2 separate regions of the Homo sapiens genome follow, and region 2 is linked to region 1. Evidence: chromatin contacts called from ENCODE Hi-C data. All regions are on one chromosome and are shown on one strand. Each heading gives the region's core, a stretch centred on a gene start or an enhancer-like site at or near the end of the contact. The rest is flanking DNA. Distances are from core to core; before and after follow the strand shown. Region 1 has its middle 390 kb from the start of CBLB. Region 2 holds the start of LINC01215 (long intergenic non-protein coding RNA 1215).

Region 1 (5,451 bases), core at 874-3,373:
ATTTCTAGTTCTAGATCCCTGAGGAATCACCACACTGACTTCCACAATGGTTGAACTAGTTTACAGTCCCACCAGTAGTGCAAAAGTGTTCCTATTTCTCCACATCCTCTCCAGCACCTGTTGTTTCCTGACTTTTTAATGATCGCCATTCTAACGAAAACTGGATTCTTATTGCACTAATGCAAACAACTATATTGCCATAAGAATACTCATCGTTTCCAAATTCTAGAGGAACCAGGCAGAGAGAAACAAACATGCTCCAAATCTTGATTACAGGAGTGTATACCTTACTTAATTATTAAAGGCTGTAAATAGTTCAAAAGTTTCATTGACTCTGAAAAAGAAGGATCAGCAATATTCCAAGCAAAAGTCAAAAAGGTTGCTTCAGCTTCCTGAGTTCAGTCTATTTAATTAACTGTTGTTTTTCTTGATATTCGTAAACATTTCAGCTCTTCACAAGTCCTGCTCATTTTCCTTTATTAAAATGTTACAGTATCCAAAGTTATCGGAAGTCTGTATTTGAGAGCACCTGTTAAAATCTTATAGCCAATTATAAACCATCTTTTGAAAAGGATTAAAACAAGACAATAATTATCTGTGAATAGCAAAATGTCCAGGGTAGTCACAGTCAAAAACACAATTGACAACAAAGTTTGGTTATCTCCGTGGTTTACGATAACTTAACAACCTTAATTATGATTGATAGCATACACTTATACATTAAAATTTTAGAAATCCCATACAATTTTGGGACATATGTTAGCATTATTCACAAAAATATAACCTAAAGAAGATTGAGCATAATTTTGGCAATCCCATGTACCTAAACTTGTGAAATAATCCTGCTTACCTCTCTTTTCCGGACACTTCAGTGGCTCTCCGAAGTATTTGAAAAGCCAGGTGCCAGGGAAGACAATTTTGAAACTGAAGTTTGATTTGGGGAATGCTGTTAAATGTTCAAGATTTAAAACACTTGATATTACGAAATAGAAATCCAGATTACCATAAATTATTTATTTTGCCAAAATGATGACTCAGAAATTTTAAAGAAGCAAAAGCCTTTGATAACCCTTTACAAATTTTGCCAAAGAGAAGATTAGTACCTTAGAAAAACCTTGTTATGCTTTTATTTTGAAGCTCAATTTATATTGAGAAAAAACATGTAATACTTTTTTTAATTTAGTCAATATGCTCACACTGAGAACCTCTTCTGCAAGATTAATTTCCAAAATTTTTCCACCACTTCTTTGAAACTTCAGCTTTTTCCTAATTTAACTCAATATAATCCTTTAACCCTAGGCCAAAGTTTACATTTCCATGTCTTCTTATAACCTTTTACAAAACACATACACACACACACACACACACACACACACACACACGATTTTACTGTTCTTATACACCTTGCATGTAAATCTGTTTTCAGTAGTCTCAATTACATGTTATAATGGTAACTCCTAGCAATTGTTAACTTTAAGGTAAAACTTGGTACATTAGCTTTAATTATGTGCTAACTACAGTCAAGGTTTGCCTTCTTAGTTAAGGGCATGGTTAGTTCCATATATCCCCAGGCCTTACCAATTGTGAAGCAGGCAAGACAGACAGTTCTCAAAACCCAAAAAGCAGTTCGTAACCTCAAAACACTTAGCAAACCTTGCATCCGGCCTGCATTTTACCAATAGTCCTTGGGGCTGTTTTTATTTCTCAAAGATTACAGTCACAGAACTGGAAGGTACCATAGCTTTTATTTCTTAAAATTATTAGATCCAGGCACTTGTCTTTCTTTACGCCAAAGTAATTAGAGCTCTTCTTTTTTTTTTTTTTTTGAGACAGTCTTTCTCTGTTGCTGAGGCTGAAGTGCAGTGGCGTGATCTCAGCTCACTGCAACCTCTGCCTCCCGGGTTCAAGCAATTCTCCTGCCTCAGCCTCCAGAGTAGATGGGATTACAGGTGCACGCCACCATGCCCAGCTAATTTTTTGTATTTTTAGTAGAGACGGGGTTTCACCATGCTGGCCAGGGAGCTCTTTTTACAGACATCATACGTAGAGCACACACAGACAAGCAGAAGAAAAGTCAGTCGCTGGATGGGGCCCTTTAAGAGATAGGGCCACATGCAGATATCAAACCAGAAAGAACCATTCCCTAAGGCAGGGTTGCTAAACAAAACCAAAAAAACTTTAAAGGTTAATTTGTTGATGGGGTAGAGTAGGGGAAAGAAAAGAAACAGTTTAAAAATATCTGGGGAAGAACCTCTTATTCTTAGGCAAGTGGTTCCTCCGCTGGGGAGAAAAGTTTAATTACTGTCCCGTGGAGTTGAAACCGTTTGGCTGGGGAAGGGGAAAGCTGCTGCAGCATGGCTGGGAACCAGCCTGCTGGCTGTGTGGGACCCTTGGGCACCGCGTCCCAGCCCCAGCATGGAGGTGGGAGGGGCTGAGAGCTGTTGCTCCTTGGTTCTTCCTGAGAAAGGAAGGAAAAGGCCATGAAAAGGCCCCCAACCCCCAGGAGTGGAGAGGGATGGGGGTTCAAACCCCAGAAGCGACAAGGAGTGGGGGTGCAGTTTCTTGTAAGTTCAGACGTCTGAGGTTGAAAAGGCTTAGAAATCACAGTGAGAGGTTTTGAGTTCCCATTTCACTCACCACTTCTGGAGCCCCTCATTTGCGGCAAAAACGTTGCATAACTTTTCCTTAGTTCAGGTAAAAATGTGGGGGCTCTTGTCTGTCCAACAGCCATGAAAATTTAGGCTCACAGACAGTTTAAAGGGTGAGTAAAGCAGGGTTTTATTGGGTGAAAAGGGCCGGGGGGCGGGTGGGGAAAGGACACGGATCCTCCACACGGCCAGAGTACCCTGCTAGAGCACTTCCCACCTGGCTATTTGAATCTCAGGTTCCGCACAGGAAGAGGAGGGGCTGGGCTCCTCCGCATTGCAAAGGGTGCAAACTTTCTGAGGTTCCAGTCCAGTGGGCAGGCTGGTTAGAGTTCCTCTAGGGGCCCCCTCCCACCTGGCTGTCTCACTTACAACTTCCCTGTTCTGTATGATGTTGTCTATGAGTTTGTCATACATGACTTGTATTATTTTGAGGTATGTTCTTCTGATGCCTAGTTTCTTGAGGGTCTTTATTATGACAGGATGTTGAATTTTACTGGAAGCTTTTTCTGTGTCTATTGAAATGATCATATGGTTTTAGTTTTTAATCCTGTTTATGTGGTGAATAACATTCATTGATTTTTATATGTTGAACCAACCTTTCATCCCAGGATTAAAGGCTACTTGATTGTGCTGAATTAACTTTGTGATGTGCTGCTTGATTTGGTTTACAAGTATTTTGTAGAGGATTTTTGCATCTATGTTCATCAAGAATATTTGCTTGTAGGTTTCTTTTGTTGTTATTGTGTCTTTGCCACCTTTTGGTATCAGTATGATGCTGACTTTGTAGAATGATAGGGAGGAATACCTCCTCCTCGATTTTTTGAAATAGTTTCAGTAGAGCTGGTACCAACTCTTTGTATATCTTGTAGAATTTGGAGGAAATCCATCTGGTCCAAGGTTTTTTCTTTTCCTTTTTCTTTCCTTCTTTCTTTCTTTTTTTTTTTTTTTTTAGTTGGTATGTTTTTTAAATTACTGATTCAATTTTGGAACTCAATACTGGTCTGTTTAAATTTCTTCCTAATTCAAACTTGAGAAGTTGTGTGTTTTCAGGAATTTATCAATTTCCTCTAGATTGTCTAGCTTCTCTGCATAGAGATGTTTATAATAGTATCTGAGTATCCTTTATATTTCTGTAGGATCAGTTGTAATGTGACCTGTGCCTTTTCTGATTGTGCTTATTTGGATTTTCTCTCTTTCTTTGTTAATATAATTAACATTCTATCAATCTTGTCTATCCTTCCAAACAACTAACTTTTTGGTTTCATTGATTCTTCGTATGAATTTTTGGTCTAAATTCCATTTAGTTCTGCTCTCATTTTGGTTATTTATTTTCTTCTGCTAAGTTTGGTTTTTATTAGTTCTTGTTTTTACTAGTTCTACGTGTGATGTTAGATTGTTATTTTGAGATCTTTTTAATTTGTTGATGTAGACATTTAGCAATATAAAATTTCCTCTTAACACTGCTTTTGCTGCATCCCAGAGATTTTAGTATGTTATATCTCTGTTTTTATTTATTTCAAAGACTGTTTTGATTTCAGCCTTAATTTCATTTTTTACCTGAAAGCCATTTAGGATCAAGTTACTTAATTTCTGTCATTGTGTGATTTTCAGAGATCTTCTTGGTAATGATTTCTATTTTTATTCACCTTTGGTCTCAGAGTATGGTTGATGTAATTTTGAATTTTTAAAAACTTAACTGAGACTTGTTTTATGGTCAAGCATGTGGTTGATCTTTGAGTTTGTTTCATGTGCAGATGAGAATAATATATATTCTGTGTTTGATGAGTGGAGGTGTTTGTTAGGTCCAACTGGTTAAGTGTCAAATTTAACTCCAAAATTTGTTTGTTAATTTTCTGCCTTGAGGACCTGTCTAATGCTGTCAGTGGTGTGTTGAAGTCCCCCATTATTATTGGGTAGCTTTCCACATCTTTTCATATGTATAGAAATACTTGTTACATGACTGTGGTGCCCCAAAGTTGGGTGCATATATATTTAAGGTAGTTAAGTCTTTCTGTTGAATTGAACCCTTTATCATTATATAATGACCTATTTTGTCCTTTTTTACTGTTACTGGTTTAAAGTATATTTTATCTGATATAAGAATAGTAATCCCTGCTCATTTTTGTTTATCGTTTGAGTGATAAATTTTTCTCTAACCCTTTTCTTTGAGCCTGTGGATGTTGTTACATGTGATATGGATCTCTTGAAGATAGGAGATGTATGGGTCTTGTGTTTTTATCCAACTTGCCACTTGGTGCCTTTTAAGTGGGGTGTTTAGGCTGTTTTCATTAAAGGCTAATATTGATACATGAGGTTTTATTTCTATCATGAAGTTGTTACCTGATTGCTTTGTAATTTAGTTTCTATTGTGTAGTTGCTTCATAGCTATGTATTTAAGTGTGTTTGGAGGGTAGCTGGTATTGTTCTTTATTTCCATGTTTAGAACTCCCTTAAGAATCTCTTATAAGGTGGGTCTAGTAGTAACAAATTCCCTTAGTGCTTTCTTGTCCAGAAAAGATTTTTTTTTCTTCTTCAATTATGAAGCTTAGGTTAGCAGAATATAAAAATCTTGGCTGGAATTTCTTTTCTTTAGGAATGCTGAATGTAGTCCCAAATCTCTCCTGGCTTGTAAGGTTTTTGCTGAAAAGTGTACTGTTAGCCTTGCAGGGCTCCCTTTGCATGTGATATGACCCTTTTCTCTAGCTGTCTTTAAGATTTTTGTCTTAGCGTTGACCTTTGACAGTTTAGTTTAGTGGCCCTATGCCTTGGTGATGTTCCTTTTGTATAGTGTCTCACAGATGTT
Region 2 (5,451 bases), core at 2,952-5,451, 1.9 Mb before region 1:
ATATTAAAATGTCATGTCTTTAAAAATGTAAACATATATAGTCATGAGGTGCACCACTTGCTTTTCCCTTCAAGGAATAACTTGCTGTCGGGTTGCAAGATGTGCAGTTAGCCAACAGCATCCAGCTACACCGTCTGTAGAATCCACCTTAACTTTCAAGCCAAGGCCATGCACATCCTAGGCAGACCCAGACATTGCCTGAGCATGGAGGTTCATGGCCAGGCCAGGCCATTTCTATCCAGTGTGGGACTCTCTTGCAGGCAGTCTTTGCTATGGGACTTCCATTATATTGGCTAAGACTTCGTCAGATCTACATCATGGACTGAGACACTCCCAGCTCCATCCTGCTTCCTTCTGCCTCTCCTTTCATAAGTGGCACATCAGCACCCCTGTCTGATATGGTTGAGCTTTGTGCCCCTACTCAAATCTCATCTTGAGTTGTAATCCCCAGGTGTTAAGGTAGGAACCTAGTGGGAAGTGATTGGATAATGGGGAAGGTTTCCCTCAAGCTGTTCTCATGGTAGTAAGGAAGTTCTCATGAGATCTGATAATTTTAAAAGAGTGGCACTTCCTCACTCACTGGCTCTTCTCTCTCCTGCCACTATGTGAAGAAGGTCCTTGGTTTCTCTTTGTCTGCCGCCATGATTCTAAGTATGAGGCTCCCCCAGCAATGTGGAAATGTGAATCAGTTAAACCTCTTTCCTTTATAAATTGCCCAGGCTCAGGTATTTTTTTACAGCAGTGTGAAAATGGACTAATACATTGCCCCACCTTGATCAGTCTCCCTTTATCTTTCCCAGGTGTGACCCCCTCCTCCTCATACACTCGTAATTCTGCTTCCTGGAGAATCCAAACTGATACCTATACCTACTATGGATATGACTACTTAAATATACCAAGCACTTATCATGAGTGGGCACATACAACATGACCAAAGAGGCAAAGTGCTAGGTTGGCTTTTGCATCAGAGAATATTGATTAAAATCCCAGGCACAAATCATAGAGTGGCTTCGAACTAGTGTCTTATTCTTAAGGTGAGGATGATCATGGTGATACCTGATGGGACTGTGTGAGGATTAAATGAGATAATCATGAAGTTGATTTCTAAACTATTATGCACTGTATTACTTTTAGTTGTCACTATTATTTTATAATTTCAAGCAATTTTACATATCAATTACCAGCTGATTAATTAACATTCCTTTATAAATATTTATTAAGCCTTCACCATGTAACTGGTACTGGTCTAGGAACTGAGGAAGGCAAAGTTCCTGCTCTAGTGAATCTCAGATTTTCTAAATTAATCAAGTAAATATGAGTTTCATTTAAAATAAACTAAGCAACAGGTCGCTAACATAGGTGGTCATATCTTTGCTTGGTTCGATTCTAATAGCAGCTTGGATTCGTCCCAGGATTTGTCTTTGTTGATCTTTCCTGCTGAACTACCTTTTCTTTCTTTCGGTTTCACCATCCTTGATGCTGTGAATCCTGCAGGGAGCTAACAGGCTGGTGTGATAGCTTCTTACTACACCTACAGCTCAGCGAGTCCCGCCACTTGCTTTATACACTTTGATTTTTCTCTTTGCTTCTCTCTCCTATCTGACCCCCCTTTTCCTGAACACTTGCTGCCCCCTATTTCTCTTTTCTTCACTTTTGCTTTACTTCTTTTGCTGCCCCATTCCGTGGGAGACCCTATCTCTGTTTCTTCAGGTGGCCCTGTGGGTGTGAAAGAACAAACTTCTGGGCAGGCATACACCAGTGGTACACCAGCGGTACACAGGAAGACACCCCTCCCAGGAAACAATACCTCTGCCTCTGACACTTCCGGGAGCCTTGTAGCCACAGGAATCAACACATGTCTCTGCAACACTTCAAATTAACTCAGGCCTCAACAAGGCAGAGAGGGGTGTAGCCATACAGGCATGATCAGGGCCAGCTTATCACCATTCACTGGGAGACTGGCTGGAATGTGGATGTGCCGAGTGAAAAGTCAAATGTCTGCCTAATAGCAGAGCCCTCCACTCTGAAACACAAATGGCCCACTACATTCCTCACTCATAATTTTTAAAAATTTTTTAAAAAAATCTTTTACCCTAATGTCCAGTAGGCTATTGAACACTAGCTATCAATTTTTTGCCCTATGCCCTACAGTTAAAAATAAATGGCCAGGCAGGGTGGCTCACACCTGTAATCCCAGCACTTTGGGAGGCTGAGGCGGGCAGATCACAAGGTCAGGAGATCGAGACCATCCTGGCCAACATGGTGAAACCCCGTCTCTACTAAAAATACAAAAATTAGCTGGGTATGGTGGCATGCCTGTAGTTCCAGCTACTTAGGAGGCTGAGGCAGGAGAATTGCTTGAACCCGGGAGACAGGTTGCAGTGAGCTGAGATCATGCCACTGCACTCCAGCCTGGGTGACAGAACGAGACTCCATCACAAAATAAACAAATAAATAAATGTGTGTGCATAAATATGTACACACATATACATATGTATATTTTATATACACAAGTATTTGTATATCTAAAACCAGTTTCACAAAACAGTACCCTCATTACATGCATAGCTCAAATTTTTTAATTTCTTTATAATCTAGTTATCTTAATAACTTTTTAAAATGCTGGTTTTGACCTAGAGATTTTTAACCTTGTGTGTGTGTGTATATGTGTTTGTGTGTGTGTGTGTATCTGTTTGTGTGTATGTGTGTGTGTGTATGCATGTGTGCACGTGCCATTTCTACCCCATGTGATGAAGCCTATGGATCCTTTCTTGTAGTGTTTTTAAATGCATAAAGCAAAACTCTTAGGCTTACAAAGGAAATCAATGATATTGAAATACAATTCTATCCTTGGGCCTCTTGTGGGGAAAGGGCAGTGTCCACAGACCCAGGTTAAGAATCTCTGCATGGGTAAATTGATTTCCCAGCTGACTGCTGAGCCACAACCTGCAGTTTGGAAAATAAGGCTGTACAAAGCCTCAGAACATTTTGTTGTAGTTAAGTATTTCAGATGCTTATTATCCTGTCACGGTTTTAACCCTCTTTTCCCTCCCTTTCCCCATGCTCCCTCTATCCAGTCACCCACACCCCACCACATGCACATGCATGTGTACTCACTTACATGCATGCACATATATGTTGCCACATATCCACATACACATAGGCACACACATGCACAGGCACACACATGCAGATCTTAGGTCACATATCTGGAATGAGATGAGGCACTAGACCACTGGGTCCAGCCCCTCCTGTGACCCCAGTCCCACTCCCTGACTGCCTCTGTGTCACAGCTCCTCTGGCTCCTGCCTCAGAACTACTCTAGTGGCTCATTATCTCTGCAGGGCAGCGCTCACCATCACGACTTTCTTGTTTTCTTTCACAGCATTGTGAGCCAATAGGTGCATTCTGCCTCAGAATAGTGGTGGAGACTGGTGGTGGCACAGCCCAGAGCTCTTGACGTTTATTTTCTCAGGCTTCAGTGAACCTTCTGTGGCAGGTGTTTCCTTTTGATAGGCGGCAGTTCCTCCCTGGGTCACTCCAGCCTGCAGCTGAAGCCCTCACTTAGCTCACTGTGGCTGTACTGAACACACCACCTCCCAACATGGAGCAGCCTAGCCAGGGGGTGCGGGAAGGAAAGATGGTTGCTGCCACAAATGAATGACTCAGCTACCTTCTCCAATGGTTTGATATTGACGTTTCCTCCTGTCATAGCAAAAATGCCCAGGTGAACTGTTTTCTCCATCGCATGTAGAAAGATGATGGTTGTCTGAACTGGTTCCAGGTAATGGACAGTGGTAAGCGCTCCCTTCTCTTATAGTATGTTATGGATTGAAGTGTGTCTCCCCACAAAAAGATATTACTGGAGTCCTAACCCTGAATATTTCAGAATGTGACCTTATTTGGAGATAGTGTGTTTACTGAGGTAATCAAATTTAAATGAGGTCATTACAGTCTCTAATCCAATAAGACTAGTGTCTTATAACAGAAACGAACGCTTACAGAGGGAAGACAATGTAAAGAGACACATGGAGAAGATGGCTGTATTTCCATTCTCATGCTGCTATAAGGACATACCCAAGACTGGGTAATTTATAAAGGCAAGAGGTTTAATTAACTCACAGTTCAGCATGGCTGGGGAGGCCTCAGGAAACTTAGAATCACGGCAGAAGGGGAAGCAAACACGTCCTTCTTCAAGTGGTGGCAGGAAGAGAACTGAGTGAGTAAAATGAGGAAAGTCCCCTTATCAGATCTCCTGAGAACTCACTCACTTTCACGAGAACAGCGTGAAGGTAACTGCCCCCATGATTCAATTACCTCCCCCGGGTCCCTTCCATGACACGTGGAGATTATGGGAACTACAATTCAAGATGGGGTTTGGGTGAGGACACAGCCAAACCATATCAACAGCCATCTGTAAGCCAAGGAGAGAGGCCTGGAACAGATACTTCCCTCGCAGCTCCCAGAAGGAGCCAATCCTGCCGACACCTTGATTTCAGACTTCTGGCCTCCAGATTGTGAGACAAGAACAGCAACTCGGCCTGTGTTCTCTGCCCTTGAGGTTGAAACAGGGAGCAGAAGGTTTTTTTTCCCCTCTGTGTTGCAGCATGGAGTTCTGAATGACAGATGAGGGGTTGATCACCCTCCACACCCATGCTAAGCCTTATGGCTTCACGGGGTTCAGGCTTCCTGTGTTCAGTCTTCTGTGTTGCCAGAAAAATTTGCATACTCCCATGGACAAAGAAAGCAGCAGAGGAGAAAGAAGAGCTTTCATTCACTTCCTCTTTGGGGTGAGAGCAAGTCTGAATGCTCTAGAATTGATTCTATTAGAAAAACTCTCTGACCCCAAATATGAATATTTTCACCACACCCAATACTCATAATTTTAAAAATAGATCTTTTGAGTTTCATCCTGACTAGTAACCTAAAGATCACTGACTTCTGATTTATTTTTTTATCATGCTCTACAGTTAGAAATGCAAACATATAGACTAGAGAGGGCCACAGAGGTGTTTGATCCCATCACTTCATGTAGGTAGGAAGATGTTGAACCCCTGAGAGGGGTCGGAACTTGTCCAAGATCACACAGCAGGCAGAGTACATCAGGACCTCAAACCCATATCTTCTGCCCTCTCCTCCTAAGGTCTCCATCACTAACACCCTGTCACGGTCCATCCTGCTAAGGAAGTCTCTACTATAAAATCCCATACCTTGAAAATTAATTGTTTTTCCACTCACACGTTACCACCCTTCCCTCCTGCAAACATTTGGAAGTTGAAAGGTCGCACAGCCTTCATGAAATTAACCAGAAGAATTGAAAGGAAGCTGATGACAAAAGTACTTCAAAATCTGTTTTTCATGAAAACAGCTTTTTCTTTTCCCCCTCAGATCAAACTGAATTTTTCTTTTTATTTTTGCGGTATTCTTCTAATTGTGCCTTTTTAAATGTGT

The links. Hi-C counts contacts between places; a loop is a spot of excess contacts on that map. Pooled maps may share reads with other maps.
Region 2: a map of OCI-LY7 shows a loop between it and region 1 (6-fold over the local background). The contact joins the promoter of LINC01215 here to the enhancer-like site in region 1. A Hi-C loop is called at or near these places in 1 of 168 maps with a recorded cell type or tissue (OCI-LY7), 1 of 37 single-sample maps with no recorded cell type and 2 of 50 pooled maps.

What each region holds. Positions count from the first base shown.
Region 1 is chr3:106,253,548-106,258,998 of GRCh38, reverse strand. No RefSeq gene overlaps it. Among named protein-coding and RNA genes, the nearest start is that of CBLB, 390 kb to the right of the region's middle. RefSeq lists an enhancer at 1,940-2,299. Within about 2 kb of position 2,123, at least 4 of the 41 ENCODE cell types and tissues checked have a DNase peak (open chromatin) inside an H3K27ac peak, as active enhancers do; they include OCI-LY7, where a contact is called at or near this core.
Region 2 is chr3:108,123,814-108,129,264 of GRCh38, reverse strand. LINC01215 (long intergenic non-protein coding RNA 1215) reads right to left here and starts at 4,201. Exons shown (of 2, transcript NR_110030.1): 1 at 4,123-4,201. RefSeq lists enhancers at 3,189-3,288, 3,789-3,868, 4,089-4,138, 4,419-4,558, 4,629-4,678 and 2 more.